3 separate regions of the Homo sapiens genome follow, and all the other regions are linked to region 1. Evidence: chromatin loops called from intact Hi-C (ENCODE). Cell type or tissue: dorsolateral prefrontal cortex. All regions are shown on one strand. Links, peaks and the distances in the headings refer to the core of each region. The heading gives the core; the rest is flanking DNA.

The links. Hi-C counts contacts between places; a loop is a spot of excess contacts. Peaks named below come from ENCODE experiments on the same cell type or tissue, not always from the same donor. Only the 100,000 strongest peaks of a DNase experiment are listed, where the experiment ranks them.
Region 2: a loop joins it to region 1, with 5 times the contacts of the local background. A loop is called at or near these places in 7 of 110 quality-filtered maps.
Region 3: it touches region 1 in a loop (14-fold over the local background); 19 of 110 quality-filtered maps call a loop at or near these places.

What each region holds. Positions count from the first base shown.
Region 1 is chr11:40,290,391-40,298,240 of GRCh38, reverse strand. The region is part of intron 4 of LRRC4C (leucine rich repeat containing 4C); the gene reads left to right. Among named protein-coding and RNA genes, the nearest start is that of LRRC4C, 1.2 Mb to the left of the region's middle. In dorsolateral prefrontal cortex, for the core only: a CTCF peak has its summit at 3,976 (motif pointing right); DNase peaks (open chromatin) are centred at 3,980, 4,410, 4,796, 6,314 and 2 weaker places; H3K4me3 peaks cover 3,144 bases; H3K27ac peaks cover 3,181 bases.
Region 2 is chr11:39,371,489-39,379,338 of GRCh38, reverse strand. No RefSeq gene overlaps it. Among named protein-coding and RNA genes, the nearest start is that of LINC01493, 730 kb to the right of the region's middle. In dorsolateral prefrontal cortex, for the core only: a CTCF peak has its summit at 4,033 (motif pointing right); no DNase peak of the experiment used is centred there.
Region 3 is chr11:40,125,916-40,133,765 of GRCh38, reverse strand. All of the region lies in intron 6 of LRRC4C (leucine rich repeat containing 4C), which reads left to right. Among named protein-coding and RNA genes, the nearest start is that of LRRC4C, 1.3 Mb to the left of the region's middle. In dorsolateral prefrontal cortex, for the core only: CTCF peaks have their summits at 2,942, 3,141 (motif pointing left), 4,081 and 4,289 (motif pointing right); a DNase peak (open chromatin) is centred at 3,145; H3K27ac peaks cover 906 bases.

The DNA.
Region 1 (7,850 bases), core at 1,976-6,975:
AACTGATTCAAAAGTTATACTTCATTGCTGAAATCATCTTATTTGGTGGCATCTTCTCTTAGCTTTTCTATTTTAATAATTATGACAAGTATCTCATCTTTTTACAATTTTGTGCACCACAGTGAAAAGAATAGTCGGTAAGAGACCAAAAAATGTAGGTCTTTCCATTTCCTAAGAGCATTATCTTAGACGTTTATTCACTCAACGGTGTACAAAGCATTAGAAATACAGACAATGCTCTTGTGAAATCAATTATGGTTTGGAGGTTGGGGGGGACATAGACATGAGCAAATCATTTCTATCCATCACAATAAGTAATAGTAGGAAATATGTATTATAACCACAACCTCTGAGATGAAATAACCTGAGTTACAATCTTGCCTCTATCACTTCCTAGCTAGGTTCCCTTATTTAACCTCAAGTCCAATTTCATCAATGGCACCTACTTCATAAGATTGTTGGAAGGATTACATGAGTTGAAATCTGTAACATACATAGAGACAGGCTTGGCACTCGCAAGCTTTCATTAAATGCTAGTTATTAAAACAAATGTTAAAAAGTATGAGAGAACAAAAAATAAGACTATATGGGATGAGGGCTGAGTGGAGGAGTAGCCATCATGGGTCGGCGGGGGACCTTGAAAAAAAAGCAGAAATTTGCACATCAGTATTTAGGACTTTAGGACCTTTTATCTATATTTCAAGAAATAAAGAATAGAGGATTATTAGGATATCATCTAGTTCCAAAATACAATATCTATAGAATATTATCTAATGTAACATGTTTAGTAAACTCCTGCTGAGTATTGAATTTTAAATTCAAAGTAGTTTTGAAAAAATAAGTTGTTTTAATGAAATTAATTCACATGTCATTACGTGTGACTATACAGGCAAGCTTGATACGATTATCCCGGAGGATATTCTGGTCCCTATGTAATACTATTGGAAGTGAAAAGAGAATATTTATTTCCAGGATTTATAACACAGCATAAAGACACAAACTTTAAGTATGTATTGTGCTTCAATAGAGTTGCCTACAGCTTGTTAAATCCAATTAATAAACACAATAGACACATTCACTTTTTTATTTTTAAGCAAAGTTACTGAATTTGTTCTATTTGCTATTTTGTATTTCTGATTACAAGATGCTGTCCCCTGCTGTTTGCTAATGATTACACCAGCTATAGTCACGAACATACAGTGAAATAAGATAACAGTTTTGTTTAATGTCTCACATCTACAAATCAGAGAAGAACAAAAGTAGAAATCTGCATGTCCGTAGAACAAATCTAGCATGCTAGCACTGTGCCTCCTCTTCTCCCAAGTCATGTCATTTCAATAAGCATTTTGTCCTCTCCATGCTTTTGGTAACTAGATGGGCTAATGGGAAGGGTGGTGGTGTAATATTATTTCTTCTGAAAGAGCTTTTATAGAAATTTTTACTTGAACACATACTCTGTCATTGTTAATAGTACCTGGCAACCTCTACTGCATAAATATCTATAATTATGTTTTTTTTCAGCAACAATTTGGTTTGCATGTGTACTTTCATGACAGTTAGCTTGTTTACTACTTATTCCAATTCTTTTTGGGTGAGGTCATTCAGTGACAAATGTGGTATTGCCATCCTCTGAAAGGGTTACAAATTCATGCCTGGCATTCAGGGCAGAAAATGACAGCCTGCATGCTGATAATTGATATACAGCTGTTCCCCATGTTACCAAAACCTTAATGTTATCGCAAAACTGGAAGAACTGGCATTGAGTAGATCTGGGTTCAAATTTTGGCTGTGTCATTTACCAAGTTTGTGATTTTAAGCTTCATTTTTTCCATCTTCAAAATCTCTCAGGGTGTTGTTTTGAGTACTAAATAAGGTGATATATATGAGAAAAGTGTAACAAAAAACCATGCCATATGGATGCTCAATAATGACTGGTTCAATCTAAATCTAAAAATGAAAGCCATGTGACGAATTCAAGGTCATATAGTGTGAATGAGTCAATGATGTGGGTAAAGATACTGTAGCTGCTGAAGGGGAAGGTTAACAGGAAAGAGAAGCTGTTCCTTTTTCCATTTTGGCCAAATAGCACTTACCTGTCCCTGCTGCTTTGCCTAATAGATTAATTCATTCTGATAGTATTAAAGATGTCTGGTAGAGAGCTAATAATCAGCTCTGAAAAAAACAAATCATTGGCCTTCCTTTGCTGTCAAAATCCCTAAAAAGAAAATTTTCATTTCAAATGGCTTCTAGCTTACTTCAGAATCAGAGGATAGACTCCTTTGAAGCTATCTAGTGCAGCTAGTGAATGTACTTTTTAATCGTTTATTAGTGGATAAACTATAATTAGCATATAAGGGTAAGAGCTTCAAAACACAAATTAAAGTCAACTGCCCACTAGTGTTTTGAATCAATCAATACAGCATTCACTTAAAAATAGAAGCAATGCCATTAACCCTCGAGAAATTCACATTTTCATGTAATTCATAACATCAAAGCTCTCCAAAAAGATGGGGAAATTACAATAAATCACAATCCATGTGTAAGGAAAAGTCTTTCCTCTTGCATGTACTGACATCTGAGATGCACGTTACAGCATGCTCTCAGTATGCAAAGAACATTACAGATGAAATTTTTTTAACTCAAACAAGGAAATACCGTGGAGTATAATGGGAACAGAAGAGGAAAAAAATAGCATTTTGTATAAACTTAGATATGTCTCTGATGTTCTCTTAATAAATCTTTTCTCCTTTCTGTTTGATGCTACCTTCCGTTATGATTTACTCACTTTCTTTAAAACTGTTTTTAAACCAAGTACATATTCTGTTCTCTCAAAAATAAAGAAAATCAGTGCAAAGATCATCACTTAGGGCATACAAAACAGAGGAACATTTATTTAATCTATTCCATATATATATATATAGTACTGTTTAAATTATCATTCCTAATTTTATTGATTCCTATCTCAAGGTTACATACATAAATGACATAAAGTGAATGCCCATAGATTAACTGAAAGGGCCTTATGAAAATTATACATTGGAGAAAGAAACCAATGTAAACATAATATTAATAGCATTATTTTGTTGGCCCAGTCCCTCTAAGGAGACCCAGTGAATTTGAAATGTGCCAACTATTTCTCTAACACGAGTTAATGGAAAAGTCCACATCCTGGAGCAGGGGATGTTGGAATTGAGTTGTCAAGCTGTCCTGGATGTCTTGTACAAACTGAACAGGCCAATTTACTGCAACACTGCATAGGCTGAAGGCTACTATCTCGCCTTTACAGTTGCTTCCTCCTGGTAAGATTATCCTGCTCGACCGCAGCCTCCCTCCCGAGTAGCTTTTAAGCTACTCTGGATTCTTTCTGATGAGCCTATTCTTTTTTTTTATTTATTTATTTTTATTATTTATTTGAGACGGAGTCTTGCTCTTGTCTCCCAGGCTGGAGTGCAATGGCCCAATCTCGGCTCACTGCAACCTCCGTCTCCCGGGTTCAAGCAATTATCCTGCCTCAGTCTCCCGAGTAGCTGGGATTACAGACGCGCGCCATCGCTCCCGGCTAATTTTTGTATTTTTAGTAGGGACGGGGTTTCACAATGTTGGGCAGGTTGGTCTCGATCTCCTGACCTCATGATCCGCCCACCTTGGCCTCCCAAAGGGCTGGGATTACAGGCGTGAGACACCGCGCCCGGCTAAGCAATAGTACTGTGTTAATCCTCAGCTTGGGACCAGTGTGCTTGACTGGGAGAGGCTCTTAACCTGCAACCTGAAAGCAACAGCTTTGTGTGTTTGGTGATAATTTTGAATCTTAGTGGTGATTTGATTTTAATGTCTTCCTCTTTGTAGCTCAAAACTCCTGGATTTCTGGATGAAAACAGGCAAGCTTTTTGAAAAAACTGACTTCTCCCACACAGCCTGAACCTCCCAGCGTGGGGGTTGCTTTTAGACTCAGCTGTTCTGGCTCTGCCCTCCAGGTGGCAGCAGAGCCACATCTCTGAAGCTCCAATCCCCTCTTCCCTGACTTCAAGTGTTAATGCAATTGACCAATCAGTGCTAAGATGATGGGAGGTAATTGGGTAATTGTATTTTACTGATCACAAGCAGAGAAAGGGAAAGGAAAAGGGGAAAGAAAGAGGGGCAGAGGAGGGAAGGCGACTGCAGTCCGAAAGGAGCTTTTGGAAGCTAGGACCCTAAGCGTCAGGACGTGGCATTGGTCGAGAGAAAGCCTGGGCTGGCAAGAGCTGCCGCCGGTGCTGGGAGAGCATTTATTTGGGAGAAAAAGAGGGGAGAGAGCAGAGGGAGGGGGAGGAAGAGAGTTCAAACCGAAGTGGATGGAAGGGGACTGGGGTTTCTGCCGCGCAGGGAGCCGTGAGCCAGGGCGATGGCGCTAAGGGCGGCGCGGAGCAGCTGCGCTCCCGAGAACGCGTCTCCTCGCAGAGGACTAGCAGACATCGGGAAGGTCTGCGCCAACGGGAACCAACTTGTGGCTCCAAAATGTACCCAACGCAGCTGGAAATGAGATCAAAGCTGCAGTTGCATTTGAGAAGGATGAGAAGAGCCAGCGATTAGGGAATTTTTTTTTTACCCGTTTTCTTCCTTTTTCTTTTTTTCTTCTTTTTCTTTTTTTCTTTCTTTTTTCGTGTGTGTTTTTTTTAATTTGCCTACCACCCTGTCTGTCCCCTCACTTCGCCCTCCCCATTTGAAATAAAAGCCCCAGTCTCAACTTCCATCACCTCGGCGCTCCCGGAGCCACTACCGGCTGATGGAGGAGAAGGGGACCCGGGGGCTGGCAGGGGCCACCGGCGAGGGACCGCATCCTGCGTCTCCCCCGTGATCCCGGCCCCGACCGCGGAGTTCTGCAACACCTGGAGGATCTGGACCGGGTGCTGGGGGTGGGGGCGGGGACAGAGGAAGGAAAGGCACCCCGAGCCTTAAAAAGAAAAAAAAAAAGTAGCGGGGGGAGGAATGGGTTTCTTCTTGACAGCTGACGGAGCCTTGAAATTTTCCTCCACTACCTCCGCCCCCGCCCCCGCCCCCGCCCCCCGCACTCCATTTAACGTGAGATTATGAAATTGCAGAGGCGGTGGAGGGAAGGAGACAGGATATAACCGGAGTTTGGAGGGGAGAGGGGAAGGTGGCTGGCCGGGTGGCTGAAATCAAAAATTCAATTGCGCACTGGGTTGTGATGAGAAATCTAATCAGATCTTTGGCGAAGGGGCCGGCCGGAAGGATGGAGAGTGGGGGGGAAGTTGCTCCCCAAATTCTTCGAAGGGGAGGCTGGGGAGAGGAATTGACCATGTAAAAGGAGACTTTTTTTTTTGGTGGTGGTGGCTGTTGGGTGCCTTGCAAAAATGAAGGATGCAGGACGCAGCTTTCTCCTGGAACCGAACGCAATGGATAAACTGATTGTGCAAGAGAGAAGGAAGAACGAAGCTTTTTCTTGTGAGCCCTGGATCTTAACACAAATGTGTATATGTGCACACAGGGAGCATTCAAGAATGAAATAAACCAGAGTTAGACCCGCGGGGGTTGGTGTGTTCTGACATAAATAAATAATCTTAAAGCAGCTGTTCCCCTCCCCCCCCCCAAAAAAAAGGATGATTGGAAATGAAGAACCGAGGATTCACAAAGAAAAAAGTATGTTCATTTTTCTCTATAAAGGAGAAAGTGAGCCAAGGAGATATTTTTGGAATGAAAAGTTTGGGGCTTTTTTAGTAAAGTAAAGAACTGGTGTGGTGGTGTTTTCTTTTCTTTTTGAATTTCCCACAAGAGGAGAGGAAATTAATAATACATCTGCAAAGAAATTTCAGAGAAGAAAAGTTGACCGCGGCAGATTGAGGCATTGATTGGGGGAGAGAAACCAGCAGAGCACAGTTGGATTTGTGCCTATGTTGACTAAAATTGACGGATAATTGCAGTTGGATTTTTCTTCATCAACCTCCTTTTTTTTTAATTTTTATTCCTTTTGGTATCAAGATCATGCGTTTTCTCTTGTTCTTAACCACCTGGATTTCCATCTGGATGTTGCTGTGATCAGTCTGAAATACAGTGAGTGACCCTTATTTTCTTATTTATTGGTGAAGAAAATGTCAGTTAATTTGGTGTTCTTGGTCTCTTTATCCTCTCTCCCCCTTTGGTGTTTTTTTTTAAAGAACTGGCTATTGGGGGCCAGAAAATAAGGGAATGGGTGGCCCACGCATTTGCTTCATCAGTCTCTGCTCTCTGATAAGCCAGTTTGCTATAAGGATGCAGGTTGACTGCATCCTGGGCAGACGCCTTTGCAAATGTTCACCAGGAAAAAAAAAAAAAGCTCCCCAAGAAAGCCGCTGCAGTGTCGGGTGCCAGTGCTGTGTGACTGACACTCCAGAATGCATTTAAGTTGTTTGTCAGCCCCGGAGTTAGATGCACAAATGTTTCGCTATTGGAAATCGAAGGGACTCAATTTAAATTTCATTATCCAACCTGACATTGCAGATCAACAGAATGTATTAACACAAAAATATGACAATAAACCAAGGCGATGAAGGGTGGCTTCTGGCTGGTGCGTGGGTGGAGGGAGAAAGGGTGGGTTTTTGGGCAAGGAAGCTGGTGGAGAGAAGTGGCTGTACTTTCCACAATCACTCTTGCATACATATGCCCAGATGTGGTCTTCAGATTACCCGGGTTCACACCAGTGCTAAAAATGAAACAAGGAGGACCTACTTCTCTCCAACTCCACCCCCTTCTAACTGAGGACTTCTTTGGATTACAGAGAGGCTGTGTATAGACTGTAGAGCAGTGGCTTGGGTTTTGCCAGAAACCTTTCCAACATCACCAGTTCACAGCTCCTCAGAAAAAGAAAGAAATCTAGTGTCCTGTGGTAACTTAGAAAAAGCAGCTGAAGAAGAGGTTGTGTTGAGCACTAATACTTCTCATGTGCCAGCTTTGTCTTGGAAAAAGAGGCCAATATAAAAAATAAAGCAGAAGGTGGAAAATGCTTAGAAAGTCTGAGCGCCTGTAGGATCACCTTCCCTCCTCCCCTATAGCTGCCAAAGTCATGGAGCTGGCCTTTTTTACAGAACTTTTCCCCTTCCCCCTTCGCTATTCCTCTCTGGGGCCTTCTATCAGAATCATAGACTCATATAACTTTCGAGCCAGAAGACTCTCCAGAGATCTCAAGTCAATAAAAAAAGGAAACTGAGGCCTAGAGAAGCTATAACTCTTTCATTAATGGCCAAACAGCATGAGACAGGTGACTCACACAAGCCTCAGAACGCCAGGCAAAAGTCAGTTTGGGATCCAAACTGGACAGGTATACATAGCCTGGCTACTCCTGTATTTTGGATGCCGTTTTATGAGTAAGGGTCAAAGGAAGGCACATTGGTCCTGAGAGCTTGAAATAAAACTTCTGCCAGTTTAGACCTCCAGGGTTACAAACTCCAACATTCATTTTCTCTCTTCCCTTCCTCCCTCTCTCCCTCTTCCTTTCCTCTTTTCCTTTCTATAGCATAGTTTAGGTAACCTTGGCTTGAATACCATTTAAAAAAAAATAAGATCGACAACTCTGACATATCCCAAAGGAGATGAAAGGCAGCACTCTCCTGGGTCCCTTCTTAGTGTTTAATCCTGTGAGTGGTGGTCCCCAGAGAGTCATTAAAGAACTGTAGAGTTAGATTTATATTAGAGAGGTGATAATATAAACCAGAAACACACAGCTGAAAGCATCTGAGCCTGTTCTTACACTCACATCATCTATTCTTATCCTTTTCATTACTCCTTAACTAAACTAGCCTACAGCTGAGCACTTCTCTAATTTATTTTTCTGGGCACATGTTTCCTGTTGGAACACAGATCAGGCAATAAATTTACCA
Region 2 (7,850 bases), core at 1,102-6,101, 920 kb after region 1:
AAATGTAATTGCTTAAAATAGTCAGCATTCTTATGTCAAATATAAAATGTGCTTCATCAATATGTTCCATCTTTAGAGAGATTCAGAAGATCTCATACATAATCTTTGAATTTCCCCAAAGATGTCATTATTTGGCACAGTTGAGGTTCTGTCTCCCAGTAAATATTCAAACTCTGGTCACTCACAGCCAGAGTGCTTCTGGATTTGGGCCAAAATTCTGTCTTTTATACCTTTATTTATATCAACCAAGTTATCATTATCATACTTTTGACCCCAATAATCTTTTAAAGAAGACTACAGTGTTTTTTAAAATGTAATTAAATATTTTTATACAAAATAATTCTATCATTCAATGACCATCTAAAAACCAATGTAAGGAATTGGTATCATACTTCATGCATATCATGTTTAGACATACGTATATATACAAACAACTTATGAATGGTTTAATTTTGCAAAATATTCCTCAGGCACTGTGAGAGTAAAGATAGTGCTCAAAGTTGTATAACTATATAACCACAAATCATAACCCAAATAGAGGTAACAAAGTGGGTGTTCTGCCATGTTGAGAATTGTTATTTCATTTTAAATAACCTATTATATTCCCCTATTTGGGCTGACATGTTTCTGTGATTTATGAGACTCTCAAAAGTACAGGGCTTTTGCCTGTTCAGTATCTGTTTCAATATCTACCATCTTCAAAACCCTAAATAAGGCTGGGTGTGATAGCTCACACCTGTAATCCCAGCACGTTGGGAGACCGAGGCGGGCAGATCATTTGAGGTCAGGAGTTCAAGACCAGCCTGGCCAATATGGTGAAACCCCATCTCTACTAAAAATACAAAAAATTAGCTGGGCGTGGTGGCACATGCCTGTAGCTCCAGCTACTTGGGAGGCTAAGGCATGAGAGTCGCTTGAGCCTGGGGAACTGGAGGTTGAAAAGAGCCGAAATTGCACCACTGAACTCCAGCCTGGGCAGTGGGAGTGAGATCCTGTCTCAAAAAAACAAAAACAAAACAAACCCAAAAAACCCTAAACAGGATGGACCAGTGAATAATTTGGCTTCTGTGTATGATTTACTATTCTGAAAAGGGACAATCTGGATTCAGATTCAAGCTGTATCCAGACTCTAGAAAGATCCAGAATTTGCAGCTATGCAACCTTGGTTGAGGCGGTCCAAGGAGATTACTGCTTTATCCTGTTTTCAGTTCCAATCTCCTTAGGACCTTGCCAAGATAACATTAAGGTAGCCTCAATGTAGTATCACATAATTATCCCACTTGGCTTCCAAGTAGAATAAATTCTGTAAGTTGGCTAAATACTAATTAATATCCACCTTGAACAGAAGTAGAAAGTGAGGCTCAAAATTCAGTGATTTGTCCAAGGTTACATGGCTACTAAGAGCCAACCTGGTTAAAATTGAGGACAATTAAAACTGAGGCATAAAAAATGCATTTAGTATGTCATGTCATATCCATGCTTTATGGCAAATAAACTCAGTTGGGAAATCAGGAGTTAAGACATTTGGTATTTGTTTTGAATCTTGAAAAAAGGATTTCCATCAATGGTGATAATTGAGATATGTATCAAAAATAGAGCCACTAGTGTAAGCAAAGCCACTCTAAGGGAAAACCAAGGAGTACATGTGGCACTAAAGGAAAAGTCTAGGTGTATAGGGCAGGAAGATAGAATATGAGGTTTTATGGAACAGGATGGGAAAAGTTGTAGAGAGCCTTGAATGCCAGTATATGAATTTGACATATGATATAATTGTCATTATTTAAGCATTGGAATTGTTGGTATGTGAACAAGAGAAGTTAGGATAAGATTTATACTTTAACAAGAATTGGATAGCAGCAATATATGAAATTTCTTGGAAGGCAGATAATGTCATTTGGTAGGCCAGTTTGGGTGCTATTACAAACCAGCCCAGGTAGGCAATGAGGATTGAAATTGGTGGCACAAAAATATTGCAAACAAAGGAAAGAAGTAATACACATTTAAGTATCGCTTTTATGAAATTTCACTTCTACTTAGATAAAGAATTAAAAAAAATATTCTGGCCAGGCGCAGTGGTTCACGCCTGCTTCATGATTGGGAGGCCAAGGCGAGTGGATCATGAGGTCAAGAGATTGAGACCATCCTGGCCAACATGGTGAAACCCCATCTCAACTAAAAATACAAAAATTAACTGGGTGTGGTGGCGTGCCCCTGTAGTCCCAGCTACTTGCGAGGCTGAGGCAGGAGAATCACTTGAATCTGGGAGGTGGAGGTTGCAATGAGCCAAGATTTCACCACTGCACTCCAGCCGGCAACAGAGTAAGACTCTGTCTCAAATAAATAAATAAATAAATAAATAAATAAATAAATAAAAATTTAAAAAAAAGATTCTAAGACAATTCTAACTCCGTGAGATCTGAAAAGCGATGAACAGAAATAACATAGCAGGAGGTGCTCGTTTTAAGTTTTTTTAAGACTGCTACCTTTGACAACCCAATTAACCCATTGTTTTTAACTCAGAGCTTAAATATTGTAAGATTAATAGCTCGTACTCATTTTGACTACCATTTTGCACATTATTTCATTTAATTCCTTAAAGTAATCCTATAAGTTTTTATGCACCTGAGGAAATTGAAGTTCAAGGATCTAAAACAACATTTCCAGAATCATAAAGCTCCAAAGAAATAAAGACAGAATTTTAATTTAAACCCTCAATCTTTGGAGTTTGTGCTTTTCATCTAATATCTTATTATCTTTGTTTTATAAATACAATAGAAGTAAGACTATCATAGGGACCTCTCTAAAGTTGGAGAGTTTTTTACCTGTTTATTATATTTAATAGACATTTATTTTCCTGCAAACTTGGAAACAAAATTTTGATATTTATTACATTTTCTGGCAGGGCATTGGAAATTTTTGAAGAGGGGTCAGACTGCTTACTGGGAATTTTATTATCTATAGGAAGGAGAGTTAAGCCTTAAAATATACAACTATCTCTTTTATAACATTTAATGGAAATGGAAGAGACATAATAAATAAACACATATTTCATATCTTTTGTATACTTTATAATATTAAACCAACTGCAGATGTGAGGATGTCTTGAGAAAAAAAGTGATCACTATGATTTCTGTTACAAAGGCATAATTGGGATCGGAAGAGTTGAAGTGATGACCACAAGATGGTAGAGCAGTAAGTTCCAGGCTAGCCCTTAGTCCTGCCTAACTGAACACATTATTTTTTCTATTTGTAATCATTGATGGTAGAAGTAAAAGAGTAAGAGCTACTATGCATTTATTGATATAGCGTGTGTGTTAGGTTTACTGTTGCTGCCATTTTTTTGTAAGGATATTGAACTATCACTCAAATATTAATATAAGCATGAATAAGTCAAAATAAACAAATTTTAAAATACATATGATTGACACTACTCTAAGCCAGAATCCTTTACCTGCAAAAGTAAAAAACACCAAATGGCTTCAGAAACTTGTAGATAAATAAGTCAGTGCAAAGTCTAAAATTAAGTTGATATTTGTGTAAATTCACTAAAATGCTCAATAATTCATTGAGCAGCCTTCTTAAAAATATGATTAAAACAATCCAGTAACTTAGGAATAGCAGAATCAAATATACAGTTTAATTGAAGGCTATGAATTCATATCCCTCATCAGATGTGTAGTTAATGTACATTGAAATTTTTGCGTAAGTGTTCTGATTCAGTAAAAAGAATAGAGTTGTATTTAAAATCACAACTTTTCTAACGATTACATAATATATTGAATAAAGTAGCATTTAATCCCTTTAAGCCTCAGTTTCTTCTTCTGTAAAACAAGGATTATCTACACTGCAATATCACAACTTAGGATAAAATGAGGATGCTTATCATGTACACCCCTTACTCCTTGTGATGCATGATACTCAGCTATATACTTCACTTCACTTCGATTTGTGTCTCCACTTTACATCTTCTAGCGTCCCACAGGGCACATCTGAGGATGAATTAACACAGCTCACAATATGGATTTCCACCAATAGGTGGCACTAGTGATTTCTTTAATTTTCATTTTCAAACAAAATGAGAGCATTTATATTTAAAGTTAACAAAATATAGTCCCTTAATACAAGAAAGACTAAGAAAAAAAGAAAATTCTGATTACTTCAACTTTCTGCTGAGAAACAATAAGAATTCATGCAGACCATCTTTCACAAAATTTTACGATGTAAATTACATAGATGGTGATTGGTGTCTTATCTTGGAGAATACGACCTAAGATGAAAAAAAAAAATTATATGTGTATATGCGTAATCTCATAAGACTAGAGAAATACTCAAATATTTATGCACCCCGAGTATTAATTCTTAAAAGAAGCTGTCTGTAGACAATATTCTCTGTTACTTTCTTCATTTTGTATTCCTTACTACAATGATGTCTACCTTAATATGGCAAATTATTTTTAATGTCAATAGACTATTTCTTTTGCCTGATAACATGGCAAGCTAATGGATTTTGCAAGAAAAAAATCACTATAAAATGTCAACAATTGATAAATACTATAAATATTCAAAGAAACTGTCTCACTGAAGTTCTGATATATATCTGTTAATATCTCACTCTGGATATGACAGGCTGTTTTTTTCTTTAAGAAATCAGGTTAAATGTAAATTCAGCTGACAATATCACCTAATAAGTTTCATGTTGCTATGCATAAAAGCCAGTGTTTTCTATTACAATAATAAAATGCATATCTCTATTATGAATAAGGTACACCTAGCTCCAGGCAGGGTTAATATAACTGGAGCAATTTCCATTCATCATCATATGAAATTATTTTACTCAACACAAATAAAAATTAATTCAGTTATTCAGTAGAAAGATATTTGGTGCCTGTTTTGTGCCAAGCACTAAGATAGACACTGGAACAACAACTTGAATTAAATAACCTGTTACTCATTCATTTGATTCTACCTGTTGTATAGGTTTTGCAATAATATGTCTGAAAAATTAATCAAAATACATGTTGTATGCCTTGCCAATTTCTATAAAAAATGGGATCACAACAATCTAGAATATTATGGGCATGGATTATTCTAAGTTCTATTACCATTGTGTGAAGAACAGGGTTGGTAGAGAAAAATACTTTCCTTACTGGTTCTCTCTTGGAATTCTTGAGGTTTCTCTATATATTCACTACGGTAAGACCTTGGAGAGACCAGTTTTATGCCTTCAATTTGTTTCTTTTTCCTTGTTCCTAATGGTAGAGTAGTAAAACTCCTGTCCTGTTTCTCATTTTTTTTTTTCCTGGAGAAGACAGCAGCCTGTATCTTATGCATCTTATTTCTTTTTCCTCTGCAAAATTCATACTCAATATAATAACTCAAGAATTGGTGTTATGAAAGTACCAGAGGTTCAGTCTAGGTCCTACTGCTTGCCACACAGAAAGTCAATAACTGAGGCAATAATTATTGCCAAGGAAGAAGCCTATAATTGGGTGCTACAGCTGAGGAGATGGGAGCTCAGACTCAAATCCATCTCCCTGAATTACTAAAACTAGAGGTTTAAATAAAAGGAAAGAAATGCAACAGTGTGGCTGGGTACCTGTAATCCTAGCACTTTGGGAGGCCGAAACAGGTGGATCACCTGAGGTCAGGAGTTCAAGACCAGCCTGGCCAACATGGTGAACCCTCATCTCTACTAAAAAAACACAAAAAATTAGCCAGGTGCAGTGGCACGCACCTGTAATTCCAGTTACTCGGGAAGCTAAGGCAGGAGAATCGCTTGAATCCGGTAGGCGGAGGTTGCAGTGAGCTGAGATGACACCACTGCACTGTAGCCTCGGCTACAGAGTGAGACTTCCTCTCCAAACAAGAAGGAAAGGAAAGGAAAGAAGGAAAGGAAAGGGGAAAAGGAAAGAAAAGGAAAAGAAAAGAAAACAGGAACTAGAGAGGGGCAAGGAAACAATCATGATGAATTTAGGGTTTGACATCTGGATGGGATTGTCTAGATGTGGTGGTCTGGTGAGTTTCAGTTCTTTGATACTTTATTTTTGAGAGACCTAAAGGTCATTTCCTGAGTAAGGAATTCAGATAAAACAAATTTCAAAAAGTTTCAAGTTTTAAGACCAAAAGGGTCAATTTGATTATACGTTAAAAACAGGCTGGGTGTGGTGGCTCACGCCTGTAACCCCAGCACTTTGGGAGGCCGAGGCAGGTGGATCACAAAGTCAGGAAATCGAGACCATCTTGGCTAACATGGTGAAATCCCATCTCTACTAAAAATACAAAAAATTAGCCGGGCATGGTGGCAGGTGCCTGTAGTCCCAGCTACTCGGGAGGCTGAGGCAGGAGAATGTCATGAACCCAGGAGGTGGAGCTGGCAGTGAGCCAAGATCGCACCACTGCACTCCAGCCTGGGTGACAGAGCGAGACTCCATCTCCAAAAAAAAAAAAAAAACAAAAAACAACAACAAAAAAAACACATTTTTGGGACTATTGTGAATCCATTCAGTCTATTTATCAATTTCTCAGTCATGGGAAATCTGGTCATTGATCTTTCTGGATGCTTTATGCTGAGGAAGGGCATCATGGGCAGCTCCATAACAAGGGTGACAGTGTGGCCACCGAGGAATCAAAGGTTAATCTAATTCCATAGTTGTCTTCTGAAACACAATCTATCTCCAGTCCCCAGTTTCCATCAAAGACAAATCACAGCAGGACCAATATACCCACAAAATAAGCTTCAGTCTCACATACTTGGCCTGGTCTATGGGACCATGAGGTTGGTTTGACTGGTATTGTATTTGCCATGGTTGTTCGGGAATAGATTGGTCATCCCTTGAAGGCATTGGCTTAGTTATCCTCTATTAAAACAAATCCTACTGCTTTCATCCTCCTACGTCATCGCAGTTTGCTTCACTCTATCGCATAACTTTATATTTATCTCTACAAGCTGTTTAAGGGCATTGTTAAGACTTTTAATCTATATTAAGAGGCATATAAAATATCATATCTTACCTTGCACAAGCACAAAATTCTATAAAGATTTATTTATTAAGGACTAACTCCAAGGGGTCAAGGAAATCTTCACCAAACAGCAACAACTGGCTTTAAGTTAATTTGTATGTCTCAATAACTAAGTCACATTATCTCAAAAAGCATTAATTTAAAACCACTGAGTTTTTACACTGTTACATAATTTGGCCAAGGTAAGCATGAAAAACTCTGAAGCTAATTTGCAAACTAACAAGTTAGCTTGCCATAGGTTTATGGATATGAGAAGACATTCCCGAGGGCTGCATTACCAAAAGAAAATTCTGAATTTAGGGGACCTGAATCTTTTATAACAGACAGTGAGCATGTCTGTTTTTTGTTCTGAAAAAAGAAAATGTTATCTTTATTATCCTGACAGTAAGCATGTCTGGTCTATTTTTCTGAAAGTAAATACTAACTCTATTTTCTAAGTTGTTTGCTATACAAAAATTCTTGGAAAGAGGCTGGTTAAAATGTGTCTCACTGGTAAAATAGAAATGTGAAGGACCAAACAGTAGTATAATCAAATCTTAAAGTATTAGAATGAAATTACTTTAAAAGTTTTAGCCATACCTGAAACAATATTTCTACATATATTATCCCTATCAGATCATCATAAACTCTACTCTTGAACTCTTCAATAGAAGATCATTCATCATTTCATTAGATAGTTAATTACATTTATTCACAGTAAATCTTTATTCAAACCCACCTTGCAAAGATTTAACCTCCTGTCTAGAATAATACTTGCATTTTTAAAAGAGCTTTACCATAGTTTTGACTCATAGAAACTTACCATCAAATATATTATTCAATGACTTTTT
Region 3 (7,850 bases), core at 1,102-6,101, 160 kb after region 1:
GATTGCTCAAGCCTCACTGGTTCTCTCTGAACACCCAGACTACTTACAAGGATCTACGCAATCATACACACTCCCTCAGTGGAGCATGTTGGCAATGGTTTATGACTATTGTTTATACTGGGCTTGTCTCAGTACCCTGTTACAAATGATCAATGATGGCAAGTTACTGAATTGGAGTTCCCTGGTAGGTATAGCGTTAGAGAATATACTTAGAATCATATATTATTATAGCTGAAATGACTTTAGAGATTATCTTTCCCCGCACTCTACTATAAAATAAATCCCAGACATCTTTAGTGCTTCGCCTGGGGTTATAAATATGTTTTTGGTTACTCTCTAGGAAATTAGGGTTTTGTACTATTTAATAATGAACAAGGAAGTAAGTACTTGGTAAAACGTTGGGAGGTGATTTTAAAATCTGAATGACTCTATATACATGATATTTGTTCTCTTCGGATTGCCTTGCATGGTAATTTAAATTGCATTGCTCATTATAAAAATCCATACACCTTCTGGGTATATTGTTGGTTTGTTTGTTTTCAACCTATAAAGGCATTGGTGACCTTAGCACAGAGCATTTTCGAAGGATTAATGAGAAGTTGGGGGTTAATGACTATCAACTCCTCCCAGCCAGTCATCAATCCAAAGGAAGCCTGGGAAGCAAGGCTATTAACCGCATTACCAACTTACTGAAATCACATCCTTCTCTGACTGCCTTGCCAAGGACTTACGTTTCAGATAGTCTTCTTAGATCTTTTTTCAAAAGCACTTCTTTAGTTACTTGCTTTGTCATTAACCTAGATGAAAACAAAATATATATGGAAAATAATTTTCTACATATTTTGATTAAACATAATTTGAAATACTCAGCCCTTTTTATACGCTTTTCTCTCCCCTATATTTTTCAAACTGAAAGCCTAGAGCAAATCAGCCTATTGTGCATCCCGAGAAGCTAAAACATATGACCAGTTTCTGCAGTTTACCCTCTCTCCAACACTAGATTTGTTTATTGAGGGAGGATCCTTATTGGGGTTTTGGTTATGTTTGTTTTAATAGAATATTATTTTTTATTTATTTCTTTTATATGGTTGTTTTTCCACTAATATTCATAAGTACAGTGTTTTCTCCTTTCGCATCAGGCATGGTCACCCAAAACACCCTAAGAGATAAACATCAATGCATTAGTTAATGCATTACTACATTTTCCTTTGAGGAATAAACTATAGCAAAATGAAAGAAAATTCTGGAACAGAGAAGGTCCCATTTCTGCTCTATTGAGGGAGCACAGGACCTTATTTTATCATTCTGCATCCTGATTCATACATTGCCACAAATTCCTTAAAGAAATGACGTGGAGTGACAAAATGTCACCAGTGTACTGGTGTTTAAGTTGTTTGGCAAAGATTGCTGTTACCAGGGTAGACTACCTCCCAAGACCCTTCCCAACGGGCATTTGTTTTGAGGAATTTACTCAAGACCTGGGTTTTCACTCTCAGAAATTTGATTTTGGTAGCTCATTATGAGAAGGTTGTAAATGTACTTGCTAAACACGTAAGAAATTGATATATAGAGCAGAATGTCAATTCGCTAATTTATAGCTAGAACTCTAACAGACCTTTCAAGCACTTCAGTCTATCAATTATTTTGTATGGAACTTAAACTTTTTTGCAGCCATAAATCTCTTTGAGAGTATGATGTTAAGACTAATGAATAATCTTTCTATAAAAATATATAATCACATTTAAACAAAAATTGGCGTATACTTTCAGGAGGTTCATAAATGATTTGAAACCCATTAATAAACTTCTTAGGAACCCATGATGGTACTGTACAATTTCATGGAAAAGGAAATAATAATCAAATACGGATATTGATGAAAAATAAAACTAAGAGAACTTAATTGTATGATTCAAATTGTTTTAGTGTTATATTATTATAGTTGACGCATCAACCATTCTCCATATACGGACTTTAACTGTCATCAGTGCTAGACGAATAATGGAAACAATGAAGACAATAACAAATATTCCTACAGTATTGATTATGTACAAGACACTGTTCTAAAGCTTTCTATATTAACTCATTTATCCTCACAATAATAGAGTCCAAAATCACAACACTCAATCCCCAGGCAGTTTCACGGAAGGGTACTACAAAAATTTGTGTCTCTGATTTTTAAGTCTCTATGTACTATTAGTGTCTGCTTAGTTGTGTAAGCAGCTAGAAATCTGCAACAATCAACCTTTTCTTGAGGCCACATATTTATTCCTATATTGAGCATACATAATATACAAGATACTCTGGATGTAATATTTAGGATACAGGTTACTGCTGCTAAGGATAGATTTTTACCCTAAACCGTCATTTTCAATCCCCTATTTACATGCTGATTTTTGGTAATTTACTTCTTCACAATCTTAATATATAAATTTTCATTTGTTTATATGGAGGGTGACAAGGAGTAATTATTGAGCCCTCTCTTTGCCATTTAAACTAAGTTTTATACCTTTTCTATCTTTTTGGTTCACATATAAGTCTTAGCAATGGACTTCAATACATTATGTTTTTATAAAATTAGTTTATCAATTTGGCTGCTGACTATGAATTAAAATATGTGACACATTTCCGTAATTCAATTCAGCTAATATTTATTGAATGCCTAAATATCAACCAGTTTCTGTCTTTGAGAAAACTTATGAAGAAATAGGTTGAACACATTCCCAAACATTTACATGCAAACGTGGATTTGGTAAGTGTTATAGTCTTGGCTTTACGGACAATTTAGGGAAAGGATGGATTTATACTGATCAATAAGGCTGATGACAGCCTAGTAGAAAGAGCCATTGTAAAATTGGCTCTGACTGGGTACAATTTTGATTTAAAAAAAAATCAGAGTAGGTAATTTCAATCTAAAGTAAGAAGGAGCAAGTCCCCAAAGAGGAAAAGTAGAGGGAGTATTTTTAGAGTCGGAACACACTGCAGCCTAGACTGTATTAAGAACAGTGGGAGATACAACTGGGAAAGCAGAATGGCACAGCACTATGGAGGGGCTTACATGTCACACAAAGGCAGTGGTTTTCAAAGAGGACAGTTTTGCCCCCCAGGGGACATTTGGCAGTGTCTGGAGACACTGTAGATTGTCACAACTGAGGTTGCTACTGGCATCTAGTGGGTAGAGGCAGTAAGGGATTTAGGCTTAATTCTGTAGGCACTGGGGAACTATTGATGGGCTATGCTTTCTTGCACTGTGATTGTCTAGGCTCCCATGTGTTGTTACACTAAGTCTGCAAAATGTTGCTTTGAAAATCTCCTATGGGAAAAATATGAAAAGAAAAGACCACTTGTGGAGATAAGGAATAACATGTATTAATCATTAAATGGCCCTTGAACTTGAAGAAAAAAGAAAAAAAACAGGAAGAAAAAAAGAAGCAACAGTTTCATGCATTGTGGGGCTCCAGACTTAAAATATTAGCACAAAGGAGAATGTAGGCATTGTTACAAACAGGCATATTTCTAATCATTGGAGCATTCTGATTTCATTACCTGGAGAGTGAAATATCTAGCAGTACATGGAGCTCGAGATTTTAAATATTTTTCTCTGGTTATACATTTCACTAAAGCAAATTGCTGTCAAAAACATAAACATACCCCCAAACACCTCAAATTCCACCCTATAATTTGAGAAACAAGTTGGTCATCTATATTTTACATTTTCTTAAATAATTAATATCAAAAAGTGAATAAGATCGAAAGGATTCATAAACAGCCAGAAACCTCATGCCAGGTACACTTATCTCTCCAGCATCATGAGAGTGTAAACAGGCAGGAAAAAAAACAAATTATTTTTATTTTTAGCCCTGCCAAGCTGTGACTCTATCCCTGGGTCGGATTTTTTAGCATGAAGTAGATTTGACTTTTTGTTGCTAAGACAAGGTTTGGAGCCGCCATAGCCTTCCCCAGTCCCTTGCCTATTCTATCTTGTTGCTTTAGATTGTGATAGTAGAATTAGAAGATCTTTTCCACCCATGGATTTTTAAATAAATGGTTCAAATGAGTCTCTGTAGCAGGCATGTGGTGGTCAAGAAGCCCCTCCATTTTAAAGTCATTTGCTGACTCTAGGAATTCTCTTCTCTGTTATAAAGTGTTCTGATCCAATGCAGTGACCTGAAAGCTAATCCAGTCCTCCCTAGTTCTGGAGTACATGTAGGTGGGAAGAAGCAAATCATGAAAACAACTAGGCATCCTCTTAGGCAGAAATTTTCAAGGCAATCATGTTATTTTAGGCACATACAGCAGAGGGCATTGTTTGGTCAAACATAAAACAGGGCTGCTACTGATAATAATAGACAGAGAAAAAGAAATAGGGAAATCTCCCCGACTTTATCACCTACCCCATCCCCCTCAAAAAAACATGCAAAGAGACAGTGAGATGATCTTTAAATCACTGTTCTTCTCAGCTCTTTGTAGGAGAAACTTCTATGAAAATAACTACAAACTGGAAAACATTATTCCAAAAATCAATGAAATTCCTGCTATGTGAATGGGGTTCTACTAGGTGTTAGGGATCAATAAGTGAGTATGACATCCTATGGGTCCTTAGTGCGTTTACAGCCTTGACTTAATGAGTTTTCAACCTGCTTCTGTCTGCGTGGGGCACTCATTCATTCATTCATGCATTTAACAAACACTCCATGAGTACTGTTCTAGGTGAATACTGCTGAATAAGGAAGACAAGTCTCTACTCCATGGAAATTAACCTTCCACTGAGGTGAGACAGGCAGTAAGAAAATATGCACCTGAGCGTATGAGAAAAAATAACAAATAGTGATATGTGCTATGAGGAAAATTGAATATAGGTAACTTATTAAATATGACAAAAGGGATACTTTTTGCCAGGTAATCAAAAAGAACTTTCTGAGAAGGTAAAATTTAAAGTGAGCCCAGAATTAAAAGGAAAACCAACCACGCAAAAATCAAAGGATACACATTGCAGGCAGAGGGAATCCTAGTACAAAGGTCCTGAGGCGGGAACAAGGCTGAATCTTTTGAGAAACCACGAAAGGCCAATGGGGTGGAACCGAGAAGGTGGAGTAAGAAAAAGTTGAGAAGTGGGAGAAGCAGACAGAGGTCAGGCTGAGTCTTGGAGACCAAAGCAGTTTGCATTTTGTTCTAAAAAGGTATGGAGCTAATAGGGGTGTTTCAACTAAAAGAATAGCATGAACATATTTTTAATTTAAAAATTCAATCTAAATACTCTAAAAAGAATGAATTGTCATAATGCAGTTAACCAAAGTAGGGAAATTGATGGCAGTGTGTTTAAGAGGTTCAAGTTGGAAATGAAGATAACATATAATCTAGAAAGAGACAATGAGGAAAAGTAGACAGACCCACATTATGTTTTAAGGTTGAATCAGAATAGTGCTGGGCTGCAGGTGAATACAGAAAAAGAAAAGTCAAAGAAGAGTTTAACAATTTTGCCTTGTGCAACTGGTCACATGGTAGCGGCTTTTATGGAGGTTCAGGGGCAAGTTTGGGGATTCGCTTTCAGTGTACACTATGCCATTTAATTCGTGTAATCCTCACAATGTCTATTTATTGTATTGTTATCATCATTCCTACTTAGGAAGGTGCAGCTCGGAGAAGGCCAATTTACCAAAGATCAAACAGTCAGGAATACCAAACCAACCCTCCGGGGCATTTTACTCTAAAGCTGGTTTTTGTTTTGCTGGGTCTTACTATTGTAGATTGGGCATTCTTTTTGTGCTTCAGCATTGTTTCAAATTAGAAAGAGGACTAAAACTAAATGTGTGTTTAGTAGTCCTTTGTGTGCAATCTGCAGCATGGACATGAGCCACTCTAGATATCAAAGATGCCTCTTTTCCTGACTTGCAGATCAGAGATTCCAAAATGATACACTGCTCTTTTTGTGTACCCTGATATTTTCTAACGTGACCATATGCAGAAGCTAATTTTCTCTTCATTGGTATTTCATGCTCAACAGGATTTTAACTGGGGCGTATTAATTTGAACTATACACATCTCAGTAGTCAGATAATCAGATTGGAGATCGGTTCCATTCATTCTAAAGCAATACTAGGGACGTCGATTATTAAAGTCATTTACTTTCTCATCAAAGTCTTCTCTGCAATTTCCTTTAGGGACAAGAGCAGAAACTTTCCAAAACAATATTCTCATCATTCCCTCTCCTGCTTAAAAGCCTCAAGTTTCTAAGTTTTTTTTTATTAAAATACATTCAAACTTTTTTGTTAGGCTTGCAGTGCCCCTCAATTGGGCTAGTTTAACTAACTTCTATAGTGTAAGTCCTTTACTTCCATTAAGACAGTTTTCTTATTATTTTGTGCTCCTACTCCTCTGCTTTCATAAGTAAGCTCCTACCTCCTCCAACACTGCCCCGCCTCCATGCCAATCTATATTCCTTTAAAGACCTGCATAAAATTCCAAATCTCTATATTTTTTTTTTTGCTTTTTTTGAGATGGAGTCTAGTTCTGTTGCCCAGCTTGAGTGCAGTGGCACAATCTTGGCTGACTGTAACCTCCGCCTCCCGGTTCAAGCGATTTTCCTGCCTCAGCCTCCGGAGTAGCTGGGATTACAGGTGCCCACCACCATGCCCAGCTACTTTTTGTATTTTTAGTAGAGACGGGGTTTCACCATGTTCACCAGGATGGTCTCGATCTCTTAACCTCATGATCTGCCCACCTTGGCTTCCAAAGTGCTGGGATTATAGGCGTGAGCCACTACACCTGGCCCCAAATTCTCTTCTTCTTTTTATTTATTTTTTTTTTTTGAGACAAAGTTTCGCTCTGTCACCCAGGCTGGAGTGCAATGGTGCCATCTCAGCTCACTGCAACCTCCACCTCCTGGGTTCAAGCTATTCTCCTGCCTCAGCCTCCCGAGTAGCTGGGATTACAGGGATGCATCAACACACCTGGTTAATTTTGTATTTTTAGTAGAGATGGGGTTCCTCCATGTTGGTCAGGCTGGTCTTGAACTCCCCACCTCAGGTGATTTGCCCACCCTGACCTCCCAAAGTGCTGGGATTACAGATGTGAGCCACCACGCCCGTCCCCAAATTCTCTTCTTAAAGCATTCTCTGATTAGCTATGCCTACATTAATCTCTGGTAATTCTTTATGGCATGTAAATATTGAATGTATTGATTTACACTAGTACCTATATGCATATATGTACATTTTTAAATTTTTGATATATGTCTATAATTTGTTTTATACCTCCAAGATTGGAAAGTTCTTGAAGACATAGGTAATTTACCTCTCTTACAATCCTTATTATACACTCCAGCACATGACCCCATGTTGGTGGCAGCCACATTGTTGTTGTTGTTTTACTTTTCTAGTACATAGTTCTCTGTAGTCAGAACATCTCACCTAATGATATGGTAATGTTATCACTAGTAACATATAGTCACAACACTAGTGACAACATTATAATATCATTAGGTGAGACGTCCTGACTACAGAGAAACATAAACCCTAAGAATATATTATACATTCTTCCACTGTAAGCCAAATAAGTCTTCTAGAAGAATGAAAATGCAGAGTCAGGTGGGTTTTTTTTTTTTTCGTAAATCTCAACTTCTGAAATTTTAGCATTTTCTAGAAACATTGCAGAGTCAGTGTGTTTAGCCAAACAGCTGCTTGTTAACTTGACAGGTTGATTCACTGGGTTATAGCCATTTAAATGTTGTAGCATTTCCATTACATTTACCTACTGATTCAGCCCTGGGCATATTTACAAAAAAAATTCTTTTCCCTGAAAATCTACAGAACTACATACTCCTGCATAAGGGGTGGAGAAAGCTCAAGATTTGC